2 separate regions of the Homo sapiens genome follow, and region 1 is linked to region 2. The links are chromatin loops, found by intact Hi-C in ENCODE. Cell type or tissue: HCT116. All regions are shown on one strand. Each heading gives the region's core, and the rest is flanking DNA. Links, peaks and the distances in the headings are about the cores only.

Region 1 (8,352 bases), core at 259-8,258, 210 kb after region 2:
GAGAGAACTGTCACTAGTAGATCTTCAATACAAGAACTACTGAAGAATGTTCTTCATGTCAAAGTATAATGGTCCCAGATGGAAGAACAGAAGTACAGAACAGAAGTATAACACAGAAGTCCAAGAAAAGTTTATAACTTATGTAGGAGTAAAACAATGTGACAATAGCAGCAAAAAAGGATAGGAATGGTTAACTATTATAAGTTAAAGCACTGCAAGGAGCTTGACTATTGTGAACAGTGCTGCAATAAACAAGTGAGTGCAGATATCCCTTTGGTATACTGATTTGTCTTCCTTTGGATAAATACCCAGTACTGGGACTGACAGATCATATGGTAGTTCTATTTCCAGTTTTTTGAGAACTCTCCACACTGTTCTCCATAATGGCTGTACTAACTTACATTTCCATCAACACTGTATAAGAGTTCCCTTTACTGTGTATCCTTGCCAGTATCTGTTATTTTACAGATATCTGTTATATCTGCTCATTGCAGTGTTCGAGATATGGCAAAAGGAGACAAAATTATGGTTGCATTTTGTGATTTCTAGGGTAACCTCTAAAATGACACAAAAACATACAATAAAAAAGCTGATAGATGAGATAAAATTCAATAATAAAATGTAATTGATTAATGCAAAATAAGTAGGTATCTTAAGTCAGTAAAGAGTAAAAGGATTGTATAACTTTGACCTTTTTTAAAATACAAAGTTGACTTACAAAGTTGAGCTATTTGAACTAAGAGTGTCTACTTTGGGTTTTTCATGTTGTTTTAATATACTGTTAGAAACGACACTTACCTTAGTGCAGTTTCCATTTCACTTCCCACTGCATACTGGTAAGTCCACAACTTGGGACTATTGCTCTGTGTAAGTCAATTTGAATTGTACATTGGCATGCACTAGATTCTATCACCTTCTCAGTTCACTTGACACTTTATCTAGTTAAAAATTTACAAAACTAACAAACATAAGATAAGTATGCAGCATGTCCAACAGCCAAAGAGGCCAGAGGTCAGGCCAGCTCAAAGTATTTTTCACCAAAAGTATATCCTGTTCCTCTACCAGATATCATCAGAAGATAAGAATTATTCTACTCTTAAGATGTGAAAAAGAACTTGAGAGAGAAAGCAATTTTGTTTTTTTAGAAGGCAGTAAAGCAATCTAGATTCCAGGGTTTTAAAATACAAATCTCCAATTCTCACCCTAGGTCCATCCTTTTATTCATTTCCAATTTTGTAAATGCAGTGATTTTAATATACAAGGAACTCAAACAACTCAACAGTAAAAAAAAATAATCCCTTTAAAAAGTGGGCAAAATACATAAATAGACATTATTCACAAGAAGAAATATAAATGGCCATCAGACATATGAAAAAATTCTCAACATCACTAATCATCAGGGAAATACTAATCAAAACTACCATGAGATATCTTACCTCAGAATGGCTGGTATAAAAAGACAAAAATTAACAGATACTGGCAAGGATACAGAGTAAAGGGAACTCCTATATAGTGTTGATGGGAATGTAGGTTAGTAGAGCCATTATGGAGAACAGTGTGGAGAGTTTTCAAAATACTAAAAATAGAACTACCATATGATCTGGCAATCCCACTCCTGGGTATTTATCCAAAGGAAGAGAAATCAGTATACCAAAGGTATATCTGCACTCACATATTTATGGCAGCACTGTTCCCAGTAGTAAAGATATGGAATCAGCCTAAGCGTCCATCAGAGGACAAATGGATAAAGCAAATGTGGTATATATACACAATAGAATAATATTCTGCCATAAAAATAATGTAATCATGTCATTTGCAGCAACATGGATGGAACTGGAGGTCATTACATTAAGTAAACTAAGCCAGGAACAGAAAGACAAACAATGCATGTTCTCATTCATATGTGGGAACTAAAAAAGTTGATCTCTTGGAAGTAGAGAGTAGAATGGTAGACACCAGAGACTGGGAAGGGTGTGTGGGTAGGAGGGGCATATGAAGAGAGGTTGGTTAATGGGCACAAATATTAGATATAAGATATAAATTCCTCTTTTTTTTTTTTTGAGACGGAGTCTCGCTCTGTTGCCCAGGCTGGAGTGCAGTGGCGTGATCTAGGCTCACTGCAAGCTCCGCCTCCCGGGTTTACTTACGCCATTCTCTTGCCTCAGCCTCCCAAGTAGCTGGGACTACAGGCGCCTGCCACCACGCCCAGCTAATTTTTTTGTATTTTTAGTAGAGATGGGTTTTCACCGTGTTAGCCAGGATGGTCTTGATCTCCTGACCTCGTGATCCGCCCACCTCGGCCTCCCAAAGTGCTGGGATTACAAGCGTGAGCCACCATGCCCGGCCATAAGATATAAATTCTAAAGTTCCATAACAGAGTAGGGTGACTACAGTAAGCAACAATGTATTTTATATTTCAAAGTAGTTAGAAGAAAGGACCTAAAATATTCCCGACCCATAGAAATGATAAATACTCAAGGTGATGAATACCTCAAATATCCTGACTTGATCATTCTGTGTCTTACCCATGTAACAAATACTCACCTCTATCACATAAATAGGTAAAATATTATGTAGCAATTTAAAAAATTGTATCACAAGTCTTGAGAGTGTAGCCACTCTCAGGTTCTTTCCGGTTTTTGGCATCTTATTCCTTCTCTACGAACCAGGCTTCCAAAACTTATCCAGTTCTTGGAGAAGTTTATAGAGCAATTAGGAATATAGCATCTCAAGTATTGCCACAGACCTAACTGCATCATCATCTCTGTGGATGGGGCTCAGGAAGTCTTTAAGATACAGAAACCGCTCTTTCAGGCTATTTTTTAAAGGTACAAAACAAAAACCCTCTAGGTACTGAAAATGTCCTCTTCCTATAAAAACTATATGCTTTGAATCTCATAGCAGATCATAGTGCTATGACATTTCCTAAATAGAATTGGCCCACAGAGTTGTGGTTGGGTGAATCTCTATCAAGCATGTCTATTGGCAGGGCTGTTTATCAGTAGGAGTATGCTGTTAATGCAATTGCCTGTGTTCACAGATAGGTGAGTCAAATTAATTTCTGAATTGATGAGGTTTTCTAGGCATTTTTATTATTCCTCCACATATTTTTCAAATTTGCTGGAGGATCTCAAAAAGACATGGATGGAAAGAAATGGAAAACAGCCAATGATCTTCTTCTTCAGTTACATTGTCTGTTTTCTGAGTAAGTTAATGAGTCTCAGAATTTATCTTTATTTGTGCATTATTCCTCACATTCATATTCACTTTAATTTGTCTTCCAAAAGAATAGTTTTAGAAAAATGATTTATTGCACAAAACAAAAGTCAGAAAGAGACACAAACAAAGTTTTATTACCAAGGTAAGAGAGGGTATCTGGGCAAGAGGAAGTAAAACCATGAGTCTGCATGAAATGAAAAACACCTCCCTTATTCTCATGACTTCATCTTTCAGGCAGCTCCTCTAGTCCACCTTCCCACAGGCTAAGACAGGCTCTTGAACAGGTTGTCACGTTTTTACACAAGCCCAGGTGAACCCCAAAAGGAGCAAAACGAGATATAAACCGGGCTGTCAGGAACATCCACTAAACTTTAAAGCTCTGTACCTTTTGTCTTGGGGCCAAACCAACCTTGTGGCTTGCAAATTCCAAGCATCTTTTAATCTTTGCTTTCCAGACGTTAGAGGCAACTCACCAACATCTAACAACAAACCAAACTTGAAAATACTTAGCTCTGACCCAACCATGTGCCAGAGTTCCAGATGTCTTTAAAATTAACCTGTTCTCTGAGTCCTCTTAAAGGTCAGTTTCTTTTGCTACCAACTTGCCACTGTGCAGCAATAGCGCCATCTACAGAGCAATGTTAGGAAAAAGGACACCTGGTTAGGTGGAGGTCAAATTTGGGAGAAGGGAGTGGAATAATACATATATTTTTTGAAGTATAGCCCTTTACAGTCTATTTTCCAAATGCATTTGGTAGAATAATAATGTCATCTTTACATTTAAAGAGCAGCTTGGTATTTTTCACTTCCAAGAGTTTGTTTGAAAATGTGAAAAAGAAGAGATATAACAATAAACTAGAGAGGATAACAAATTTGGAATTAACAAATCACAATTTATGTAGCACATGGGTCATGGTAAGCTATATAGGGTCCTAAGGCCAGCAATTATGGTGGTAGCTCCTTGATGCCTTATCTTCCAGATTGTGGCAGAGGAAGTGGCTTCTTATCAGGGCAGTTACATCTCATGAGGGTAATTCCTGCAAATTCAGCCCGGAGCCTACTTCTCCAGCCCTTTTAAAAATCTGATGAGTCACCCCAAAACTGCTAATTAACCTCTTTTTACATGAACTGACTAGAGGATATTTTGTTGCCTTCAACCTAACCCTGACTCTATATGATGACATATTAATGAAATAGATTACTAATGGAATTGAGGCATGAGTCAAGGGGGCCTCTGCTACAGCTGCCACAGAAAACCAAATGCCTCCTTGGGCCCACTTTCCTTCAGAGGCAGCACAAGCAGCAGAAGATGGGCCTCCTCCTCTGTAAGTTTCATTTATGTTCTTAAAAGATTAAAAAAGTGACAGCTAACCTGTATTAGAACATAGGTGTGATGAGTGTGCCTCCTAGATCTCAAGCCAGTGCTAGGTCCTTGTGGTGGACCAGATCTCTTAAGGCATCTGGGAAATGTTGTCTTTAGCTTCCAGTCTGGCTGTCTTAGTGGTAGAGAGCCAGACTTCAGTACTGGCCTCACATGCTTTCAGCCTAAAAGTTCTTTCTGTAATTCACTAAACTCTCCTTTCATTTCAGAGGCAGTTGGTTTAGCAAGCGTAGCTGGTAGTGTACAGCAAGGGTCCCCAACCCCCGGGCTGGGGACCAGTACCTGTCTGTGGCCTGTTAGGAACCGAGCTGCACAGCAGGAGGTAAGCAGTGGGCAAGCGAGCATTATCGCCTGAGCTCTACCTCCTGCCAGATCTGCTGTCTGCTGCAGCATTAGATTCTCATAGGAGCACGAACTCTATTGTGAACTGTGCATGCTAGGGACCTAGGATGCGTGCTTCTTATGAGAATCCAACTAATACCTGATGATTTGAGATGGAACAGTGTCATCCCAAAACCATCCTCCACACCCTACCACCACCTGATCATCAATGGAAAAATTGTCTTCCGAGAAACCAGTCCCTGGTGCCAAAAATGTTGGGAACCACTGGCATACAGGGTTTTCCAAACTTCAGTCATTCTTATATCACAGTCAAGGCTAATATTTATAAGATGTTCAACTGCCACTGCTGATCATCCAGGGGCATGGGAAGAGGGCAGGCCTTAGAGACAGGTCTGACTTTAGATGCTGCACCTCTATTATCCTCACTAAGTTTCAGCCTCCACCTCTGCAAATTAAGAATAAAATTGCCTCTCCAGTCAGCCGGTGACTCTGAAAATAATAAAATGGTAGGTATTTTCTCATTTTTCAAAGGTTCTAATATAGTCATTGGCTGCTCTGGAAGTTCAAAGATGATCAACTTTTGAGGCATTTAAATATATGCTATTTGATAATTATTTTCAATGGTATATAATGTGTGAAAATATGGGATGTAGTTTATATAATAAAGCCAACATTGGCATCAGTATAAAAAAATGCTAAAACTCCTTTCATTCTTTCAGTTCTATGCTTATAATTTGTACACTTTTCTCTATGTATGTTATACTCCCATAAAAAGTTTGCAGTAAAAAATGCAAACTGCAAAGAGATTTTATTAAGATAAACCTGGGACACAATGAGGTGGATTAAGATAGAGACAAATATATTCCAGAAAAGAATGGGCAATGAATGTAGAGTAGGTATTCAGGTAGAATGAAGAGAACAAGTAAAAGATTTATATAGTTGTGTTCTGGGAGTCTCAGCACAGAGTATTTTTTTTAAACCCAAGAGCTTTTTATTTTACGCCATAATACAAATGGATTTAAGTCAAAACAGAAAAATGTGCAATTGTTGGAAATTACCCTTCAGTAAGGTTTCTCAGTTGGCTATTTAACCTAGTGATTTGTGTAAAGATTATAGTTTTTTTCCCCTTCGTCGTATAGTGTATTTCTTTTCTTTTTGTCTTCAAGTAAGTATTTATTTTTATAATATAATATCATCATAGTTACAGACATTTTAAATGTAGGTGTTCTTTCAAATGCTTGGAAAACATAAGTACTTTTTATCTCAGAAATATGTAGTGATAGTGTAGAGAGGGGGTTGAACTGATTTTTAAGTCGAAGATCAAAACATGCAAATACTAGCAGTCATATCACATGAGTTGTATGAAGAAGAAAATAATAGAAAGTCTCTAAAACCATAAAAGCTGAAAGAAATAAGAAACATATTTTAAATGTCTCAGAGTCAGATGTTTTCATCTAATATAAAGACACATGCACACGTATGTTTATTGCGGCACTATTCACAATAGCAAAGACTTGGAACCAACCCAAATGTCCAACAATGATAGACTGGATTAAGAAAATGTGGCACATATACACCATGGAATACTATGCAGCCATAAAAAATGATGAGTTCATATCCTTTGTAGGGACATGGATGAAATTGGAAACCATCATTCTCAGTAAACTATCGCAAGAACAAAAAACCAAACACCGCATATTCTCACTCATAGGTGGGAATTGAACAATGAGATCACATGGACACAGGAAGGGGAATATCACACTCTGGGGACTGTGGTGGGGTCGGGGGAGGGGGGAGGGATAGCATTGGGAGATATACCTAATGCTAGATGACACATTAGTGGGTGCAGCACACCAGCATGGCACATGTATACATATGTAACTAACCTGCACAATGTGCACATGTACCCTAAAACTTAGAGTATAATAAAAAAAAAATCATTTATTAAAACAAAGTTTTTATATTTTTATAATAGTGTTTCACTTGATAAATATTTTTGAATAAATGAATGAGGAAATTAAAGAACAAAAAAAAAAAAAAAAAGAAAATTACTCTCAAAGTTCGTTTACATTTCTAAGTGGCTCAAGTCATAGTGACTAAAATAAATTCTAATTTTAAAATTAGTAAATCTGAGTGTGCCCCAGCAGTATTGTCTTGAAATGAATAAAACTAGGGCAGGTAAAAACCTGGATTCTGCCGGTAAAGACAGTCATGGAGGCCGGGCACATGCTCATGCCTGTAATCTCAGCACTTTGGGAGACCTAGGCGGGCGGATCACTTGAGGTCAGAAGTTCAAGACCAGCCTGACCAACATGGTGAAACCCCATCTCTACTGAAAATGCAAAAATTAGCTGAGTGTGGTGGCGGGTGCCTGCAATCCCAGCTACTTGGGAGACTGAGGCAGGAGAATCGCTTGAAATCGGAGGTGGAGGTTGCAGTGAGCTGAGATTGCCCTACTGCACTCCGGCCCAGGCAGCAGACTGAGATTCATCTAAAAAAAAAAAAAAAAAAAAAAAAAAAAAGACAGTCATGGAAAGCATTTGGCTTTTCCATGACAGCTGTAGCAGAGGTCCCAGGGATGGCTTCCTCATTCTCTAGTGTTGAACAGTGGAACATGGGATATCCATTCTCCTGGCATGGATCATGGCAGAAGTGATCTGGTCCTGGAGCCAGCAGTGGGGATTGGCTCTCAATTTCCTACCCATCAATGTTTGATACTAACTAGCTGGAATAATGTTTTTAAAAGTCTGTTTTGCTTGAAAACACTGGGCAAGGGTATATGTGTCCTGTTGGAGCAAACTGAATCCTAACTAATGCAGGATGATAGAGGAAAAAGTGTTTGAGGAAGAATTGTATCCCATTTTCAGAGCTTGAATATAAAATCAACAATCATGTGCTTTGAATGTCTGAGTAGACTCTTGCCTATTGCTGAGAAACTGAAGAAAATATTACTGCATTTAGTTTTATATGTCTATATAGTAGAATGGCCATTACTCTGAATTTGCAGAGATAAATAAATAAACAAAGCATAATGAGGGAATACTATAAACAATTGTATATAGCATACAACAAATCAGATGACTTAGATGGAATTAACAAATTCCTAGAAAGACACAAACTACTGAAACTAGCTCAAGAAGAAATAAAAATTCTGAATAGATATATAATTATTGAATAAACTGAATTAGTAATCAAAAAAGTTCCACAAAAAAAAAGCTCAGGCCCAGATGGCATCATGGGTGAATACTACTAAATAATGCAATTTATGAGGCCAGTATTACTCTCGCATCAAAACCAGACAAAAATATCACAAAAAAGGAAACTACAGACCAATATTCCTTATGAATACAGATGCAAACATCTTCAACACAATACTAGAAAACTGAATCCAGCAGCATACAAGGATTGTA
Region 2 (8,352 bases), core at 325-8,324:
TTAAAAGAGTGAGACTAGTGGGTTTGAAGGGGGTATGACCACATGAGGCCAGAGTAGTGAGTGGTGGCCAAGTTATGCATACCATTATAAACTATCTTAGGGCAGTGTGACATTATCCTATAAGTCATTAGAGTAATTGATGTGTTCAATCAGCGGAATAATCTGATTTGTATTTGTCAAGTTTACTCTACCTTCAGTGTGGAAAATGGATGGCCGGAGAGCAAGACTGGAGGCAGAGTGACAATTTACAAGGCCATGACAGAAATCCAGGTGGGAAATTATGATAGTCTTAACCAGGGCAGTGGGACAGACATTGGAGCAGAGGGAGCACATTCAAAAGCTTTGTAGATGATAGAAGTGGCAGGGTTCAGTATTTGATTAAAATATGTAACATAAGGGAGAGAGATAATCCAGGGAAGATACTCTGGTTTCTGACTTGGGAAACTTGATGAATAGTACTGCCTTTCAATGTGATGAGGAACAAAAAATAGGAAATGAATTTAGGTTAAAAGAGGAAATGTGATGAGTTTGGTTTGGGACACATTGTACTTGGGTGCATATGGGCCATCCAGAAAGAAATGTAAGAATAAGTACCAGGCCCAGCATGGTACTGTAATCCCAGCACTCTGGGAGGCTGAGGTGGGCAGATCACTTGAGGCCAGGAGTTCCAGACCACCCTGGCCAATATGGAGAAACCCCATCCCTACTAAAAATACAAAAATTAGCCGAGTGTGGTGGCCCATGCCTCTAATCCCAGCTATTAGGGAGGCTGAGGCAGGAGAATTGCTTCAAGGGAAGAGAGTGACTTAAAGAGGGAAGAATGATAAATAGTGTTAGGTGATGTAGAGAGCCCAAATAAGGAAAGATTTAAGAAGTGGGCCAGGTGTATTGCCTTACCCCTGTAATCCCAGCATTTTGAGAGGTCGAGGTGGCAGGCAGATTGAGACCAGGAGTTTGACACCAGCCTGGGCAACATGGTGAAACCTCCTCTCTACTAAAAATACAAAAAATTGGCTAGGCGTGGTAGTGTGCACCTGTAATCCCAGCTACTTGGGAGGCTAAGGTGGGAGGATCACCTAAGCACAGGAAGTCGAGGCTGCAGTGAGTTGTGATCACACCACTGCATTCCAGCCTGGGTGACAGAATGAGACCCTGTGTCAAAAACAAGAAAACCCCAAAACGGTCATTGGATTTAGCAAGCAGGAGGTCATTGGTGTCCTTTGTGGGAACAGTTTCACCTAGGTCATGGAGGTAAAAGGCAGATTACATAAGGATGAGAAGTTAGTGAAAGCTGTGGCTGTGGTGACAGCATGTGTAGAAAACACTTTCAAGAGGTTAGCTATTAAAGAGAGTCGAGAAAGATGGTGCTAGACTGTATTAGGGCAAAAAGGACTTGAGCATGTTAATACGCTAATGGGCAGAAGCCAATGATGAATAAGAGGATAGTCAGTGGGAGGAGATTTTTAAGGATGTAGGAAGGAAGATTTGAGGTACAGCACTGATGGAAGCCTTAGCCTTTGCCAGAAAAAGAGAAGGAAGTAGTGATGATAGTCCAGTCACAGGTTGGGTAACAGGAGGTAGTGTGATAAGAGTTTTGAGATGCAAAGATGAGTATTACAGGATCCCAGTCTTCTTTCAGTTTGAGAGAGAGACAAAAAACAACACAAGCAAATAATTCCACTATTCAGGTCAAAGTAATAAATAATGTAAGAAACTTATAAGTCAAAGGCAGTGACTGGTACCTCAGAGACTGGAAAGGTTGTTTCTGATTGGGGTGAAGTAGAATTGCATAAGGAAGTGAAAAACTGAGATGTGTCTTGAAATATGTGAAGAATTTGGAGGTGTAGGCCATAGTATAGCACGAGAGTACTTTCAGCAAAGGAAACATATCAGTAAAGTGAAGGTGTGCAGAAAATGGTGAGTAGATAAGATTTGAATGAAATGGAAGATATGTAAAATAATAGCCAATAAATCTCAAAATATAAGTTGGAGCTTTATTGAGGAAAGCCATGCATATCAGGCCAAAGAGTTTGGCCTTGTTTTCAGCAGGCAGAAAGAAGTTACAGAAGAATTTTTTATAATGTTTAAAAAATGGAGCATTTGGGAATCAAATTAGAAAGGTTTGACAGCACACAAATATAAAGGCACGGAAAACCTTGACTGCTCCAAAAGTATACTCGGCATTCGATAAATATTGATTAATAAATATAGGGCTAGTTGGATGGGTGAACAAAGAAACACACAGACAGTCATTCTAACACTGGAATCAAGGGTTTACGTAGTCTTGCATTGACTACTTAATTATGTGAGCAGGCTGACTTCAGTTGCACCTCTGCTGTTTATGTCAAACATCAACAACATGTTCTCATTTATATAACAAACTGGTTCACAGTCCTTTAGTAGGCCAATTTAGTTGTCTAGCTTTACGACGGGAAAATGAACTTCTAGACTTGTCAAAGTACACAATTTTCTAAATACAATTTACAAAGCGTGAACTGCCTTTGTATTTCTACATAATATAATATTAAATCAAAACAACGTTTGAAACTTCATTTTTTTTGAATGATTTAAAGGAGGAATAGAAAATTGTTATGTTAGTTTTTGAAAACCTTCCTTTACTTGCTAACTTTTACTAAGTTAATATACTTAGGAAATAATACTAAGGAAATATGTAAAAAAACAAACCATTTACTCTCAAAACTTTATAAAAAGATTTTTTTTTGTCAATTGTGAGAGCTTAGAAAAAACTTTAAGAAAGTATTACTGCTATTCCAATTTAATTTTAAAATGTCCCACAGCTTTTATAGAGAAAAAAGAACTACAGTATTTTCAATGGCATCATGATGACTCAGCCTTGCTTTATGAAATACATACTCTTTGATATTTCCAATTATTACCTCAAAGAGCTTGCAGAGGGGGCTGATTGATTTCCCTTTATCAGTTGTTGAAAGTGTACACTTGTGGGGCAATGTGTGGAAGAAGCTTGTCATTAAGTTGGAGGTTTGAAGCCTCCAACTAAAATGCTTTTATATTGCATTAAAATTTTGCTTCCTCAGAATTGTATTTCTTAAAGATAATGTTAATAATTAATTCCAAAGCCATATTTAATTATAAAGCATAATATGCCATAAGAGGTTGAGTAAATACTTTCAAAAATATTAGTCATAAACATCATAGTAAGAAAACAAAAAATTGCTCAAGTACTGCCTTAAGTATACTAAAATAATGGCAAACCATGACAAATTTAAGTTAATAAAGATATTTTTATATTCAGGTCAGCAACTGCAAATAAGAATGGAATGTAATTTGCAAATTTACTATGCCATTTGCATTAGCAAATATTAAAATATGCACTTTAAATACAGTTGTGTAGACTGGGCAAGAATGTGTGAATACACAATGATACTGTTTCTTTGAGAACTTTAAGACACTCACATCTAATCTATGTGTGTGTATTTTTCCACACTTGAGGGTTTTATAATCTTTTTGTTAGGCACTTTATGTTTAGGGTTTTTATTTAACCCTCTACAAATTTTTTATTTCTGACTCATGAAGCAAGTTCCCAGGATTCTGATTTTAAGGCATGTTTTTTAACTAAGATATTTTCTTTGTTGTCATTAAACCTATGAAACATATAGAAAATAAACTTAGAGAATTCAGCACTGAGACATCTTAAGTCTTTACAGAGATGCAACAATTTTCACAATATAAGCCTCCTAATGACATGGATTTTAAATGCTGTCATTTATATAAAAATAAAAAAATTAGGAAAGTAATAAAGGAATTGTCTATCAGTTTTTATGATGTAACTTTCACTGGGTAAGTTTTAGAAATAGTTTTTTAAAGCCATCACCCTCGTTCTTTTGAAACAATACTTCCATCTAGTGGACATTTTACTTAGGAAAAAACCTTTGATTTCAAATGTCAGTTTTTTCTTGTTATGAAATCAGCACTAAAGGAAAATAACAGGGACAATAGCAGAGATAATTTGTTCAAAATATTAAGCTCGCAAGGAACAAAATAGAAATCAAATGATTAAATTGTAAAACAAACCAAAGTATCTGCCTATATAAGACTTTCCTATGTTTAATACACTAAAAATTTGGTAAAAAATTGGCTAATTTATTGTAGAGAGCCAAACTAGATAACACAGGCCCTGGAGTAACTGTAACCAGAACCAAACTAAAACTTGGATTTTTTTTTTTAAGATCTGGTATAGAAGCTTTGAAACATACAGGCCAATAGAGATCATTCATTCATATATCAATTTTGGCAGCAACATTAACTGGGCTTCCATTACGTACTAGTCACTTTCTAACACCTGGCGGTACTGAAAATTGCTTCATTCACATAGTTCAAGAGGCTACCTATTAGTATCGGTAGTCTAAAATGAACTGTTGGAGGAATTTAAAGAAACCTTGGCCTCTGATGATACCTCTAACTTGAAACACAGTAGCAAAACAGCCAATCAGTTCAGATGCTTCGTTCAAATATTAACCATCCGGATCATTCCAAAATGTTAGCATGGTTGGATATTTTTAATTGATTGTGCTGAGTGTTAGTTTTAACTGCATTATCTCTAAAAGCAGGTTGAAGGCCTGCAGTATAAACTTCTGAAAACATGGAATCACAGTTCTTGTGATTGTTATCATGCTTTTCATGAACTTAAAACCAAAACCTCTACAAATGGTTCTTTAAAGTAGATTTAGAATTGATTTTATTTTATAAAAAGACCAATTTATTGATTGGATCATTATTTACATTTATTTTGGTTTAAAATTAAAATGACTAAACTGAGTGAACCTTTAACAATGTGAAATCGGTTTGCAGATGCAAGGGTGTTGGGGTTGAGGAAGGATGTTTCTGAGTCTCTTTTACCCATTACATTCCTGGACAATGGATGGCTCAACCCAGAGCAAACAAACTGGCTACCAGGGCAGTCTAAGGTTAAATGGAATCTCTTTACCTCTTTTGCACACTCTGAGGCTTCCTAATTCTAGGGCTTCCTAATGTTTTTTCCTGGATTTAGACATGTGAGCTAGTATTCCTCCATTGATTCCCATATATCTTTCTGGTGACAAAATGCCACTTTGTAATTATAAAACAGTAGTTTAGTGATATGGTCCTAGAATGTCTTCTCTGTAGGCTTAAAAAGTTAATCATCCTTGCTCTTTCACTGGGATGGAGAGAGTCTTACCAAATGTCGTTGTTATCATTTCAGTACTTTTTCTTATATGGGCCGCAAAATAATTCAGATATGAATAATCTTTAACCTCTAAAAACATATTCTCACTAATAGAAGTTATAACACAGATCTAAAGGTAAATCTGGTAGAATAGACCTTTTTGAGAATGAAATATTAAAAAGGTTAACAAACTGGGGAATGGTGTTGTGATCTATGTAAGCAATTGAAGTAAAACTCTTAAGAACCATTAGAGGAAAAAGTAGGAACAAAGCCCCAGTGTGAGATAATGGGGTGAAGGAAGCAGCTTGAGATGAGATTAAGTCTTGTGGTTGAAATATGTGGCCATTTGGAAGTATTACTAATGGCTAGCATTTACTATCCTCTTACGACGTGTCAGGCACTACACAATGCCTCAGACACTACACTAGTTGCTTTATTGTCTCATTCATTTTCACAACAGTGTGTGCAGCAGAAATTATTATTGATCCATTTAAGAGATGAAGAAACTGAACCAAGTTCACACAGAAATAGAAGCAGAAATGGTCACTTGCTGTCTAACTTCAAACCCCAGGCTCATTCTACTTCTACAGCAAAACTACTTTTTAACCCTACGATGAAATGCTGATACTTAGAACAGATGAAAAAATGCTTCATGGAAAGTAGTTGAAACTGTGAATTACTCTACATGGAAAAGGCTTTTCTGCTCATAGCAATATTATTCCCAGTAGTTAAAAGGTGGAAATGACCCAAGGGTCCATAAACAGAAGAATGGAGAAACAAAATGAAGTGTATACATACAGTGAAAGATTATTGAGCCTTAAAAAGGAGTGAAGTTCTTTATATTTTTTACTTCATTAGTAAAATTATTTCCTGCCAGACTTTAAGGTTTATGAAGGCTCACTCAACAACGTACACAGAAATGCACTCTAAAAAGTTGAAAAAATTACAAGTTTGTGAATAATATGTATCACTTTTCCATTTTAGTATGAAAACAATGATATGTAACCTACAGATAATGAGACAAACCATTTTACTGTGGTACCTTCAGTCCAATGAAATTGTAATGTGTTATCAGGTAATGTGGGAAAGTGCCTGTCAAGTCATTTCAAAGAGAATTTCCAAAGTTGCTCCAAATGGGGTAATAGGAAACCCTTCCTCTATTTGCAGAAATGATATTATTTTATTAAGGCTGGCACACAACAGTGACAGTTGAAACTTGATTCTGGGACACTCTAGTTTCTTTCTCTCTTTTTCTGGGTGTATTAAAGTACACTTGACAAATAAAAATTGTATATATTTTAGGTATACAATGTGATGCTTTAATATACATGTACAATATGAATGATTACCATAATAAAGCAAACTAACATATCCATCATCTCCCATAGTTATAATTTTGTGTGTGTTTGGTGAGAAAACTTAAGATCAACTCTTTTAGCAAATTTCAAGTATAAAATACAGTATTTTAAACCATAGTCACCATAATGTTGTAAGATCTCCAGAACTTGTCATCACAAATAATTAAACCTTTGTACCCTTTAACCAACATCTCCCCAATTTTCCCCAATACCCAGACCCTGTAAATTACCATTCTACTCTCTGCTCCCATGAATTTGACTTATCGGATTTCACAAATAAGTGAGATTATGCAGTATTCCCCTTTCTGTTTCTGGCTTATTTCAGTTAGCATAATATCTTCCATGTTCATCCATGTTGTTGCAAGTGACAGAATTTCCTTCTTTTTAAAGACTGAATAATATTCCATTATACATGTATACTAAGTTTTCTTTATCCATTCGTCCATCAACAGACACTTAGGTTGATTCCATGTCTTGGCTATTGTGAATACAGCTGCAAATAGGAGCCTGCAGGTATCTCATCAATATACTGATTTTACTTCCTTTAGACATATACCCAGAATTGGGATTATTTGATCATATGGTTATTCTATTTTTTTTTTTTGTAAAACTTCCACACTGTTTTCCATAGTCACTGTACTAATTTGCATTCCCATAAACAGTGAACAAGTATTCCTCTTGTTCCACATCCTTGCCAACACATGTTATCTTTTGTTTTTTAATAACAGCCATTCTAACAGGTGTGAGGTGATATCTCATTGTGGTTTTGATTTGCATTTCTCTGTTTAGTGATGTTGAGCACTTTTTCATATAACTTTGGCTATTTGTATGTCATACTTTGAGAAATATCTATTTAGGTCCTTAGCCCGTGTTTTAATTGTATTGTTTGTTGCTGTTTTTGCCATTAAGTGTCATAAATTTTTTTATATTAACCCTTTATCAGATATACAGTTTGCAAATATTTTCTTCCATTCTTTAGGTTGCCTTTTCGCTATATTGATTGTTTCCTTTGCTGTGCAGGAGCTTTTAAGTTTGATGCAATTCCACTTGTCTATTTTTGCTTTTGTTACCTGTGGTTTTGGTGTCATCTCTCAGAAAATTATTGCCTGGACTCATGTCAAGAAGCTTTTTCTCTATGCTTTTTTCAAGTAGTCTTATGGTTTTTGTTCTTATCTTTAATTTTTTAATCTATTTTAAGATGATTTTTATGCATGGTGTGAGGTAAGGATCCAATTTCATTCTTCTGCATAGGGATATCCAGTTTTCCCAACATCATTTATTGAAGAGACTATTTTTTCCCTATTGCTATTAAATATTGATGTCCCCTCCAAAATTAATGTTGAAAGTTAATCCCCAAATGTGAGAGTATTGAAAGGTGAAGCTTTTAAAAGGTAATTAGATGATTAGGGTTCATGGATTAATGAGTTAATGGATTAATAGGTTTTCATGGGGTCAGGGAAACTGATGGTTTATAAGAAAAGACAGAGAGACTTTAGCTAGCATGTTAACATGCTTATCCTCCTCACCATGTGATATCTTGTACCATGTCAGGACTATTCAGAGAGTCTCTACCAGCAAGAAGCTCTCACCAGATACAGCCCCTCAACCTTGGACTCTCAGCTTCTATGACTGAAAGAAACAAATTGTTTTTCTTTATAAATTACCCAGTTTCAGATATTGTTATAAGCAACAGAAAATGAGCTGAGACATCAATGTAGTAATATTAAGAGGTGGGCCTTGCAGGAGATCATTAAGTCATGAGAGTGAAGGTCTTATGAATGGGATATAGTGCCCCTACTAAAGGTCTTA

Evidence for each region. Hi-C counts contacts between places; a loop is a spot of excess contacts. Peaks named below come from ENCODE experiments on the same cell type or tissue, not always from the same donor. Only the 100,000 strongest peaks of a DNase experiment are listed, where the experiment ranks them.
Region 1: a loop joins it to region 2, with 4 times the contacts of the local background. A loop is called at or near these places in 7 of 110 quality-filtered maps.

What each region holds. Positions count from the first base shown.
Region 1 is chr4:121,304,138-121,312,489 of GRCh38, forward strand. No RefSeq gene overlaps it. Among named protein-coding and RNA genes, the nearest start is that of QRFPR, 73 kb to the right of the region's middle. RefSeq lists an enhancer at 3,706-3,795. In HCT116, for the core only: a CTCF peak has its summit at 3,846 (motif pointing left); a DNase peak (open chromatin) is centred at 3,824.
Region 2 is chr4:121,092,963-121,101,314 of GRCh38, forward strand. No RefSeq gene overlaps it. Among named protein-coding and RNA genes, the nearest start is that of NDNF, 25 kb to the left of the region's middle. In HCT116, for the core only: a CTCF peak has its summit at 3,912 (motif pointing left); a DNase peak (open chromatin) is centred at 3,909.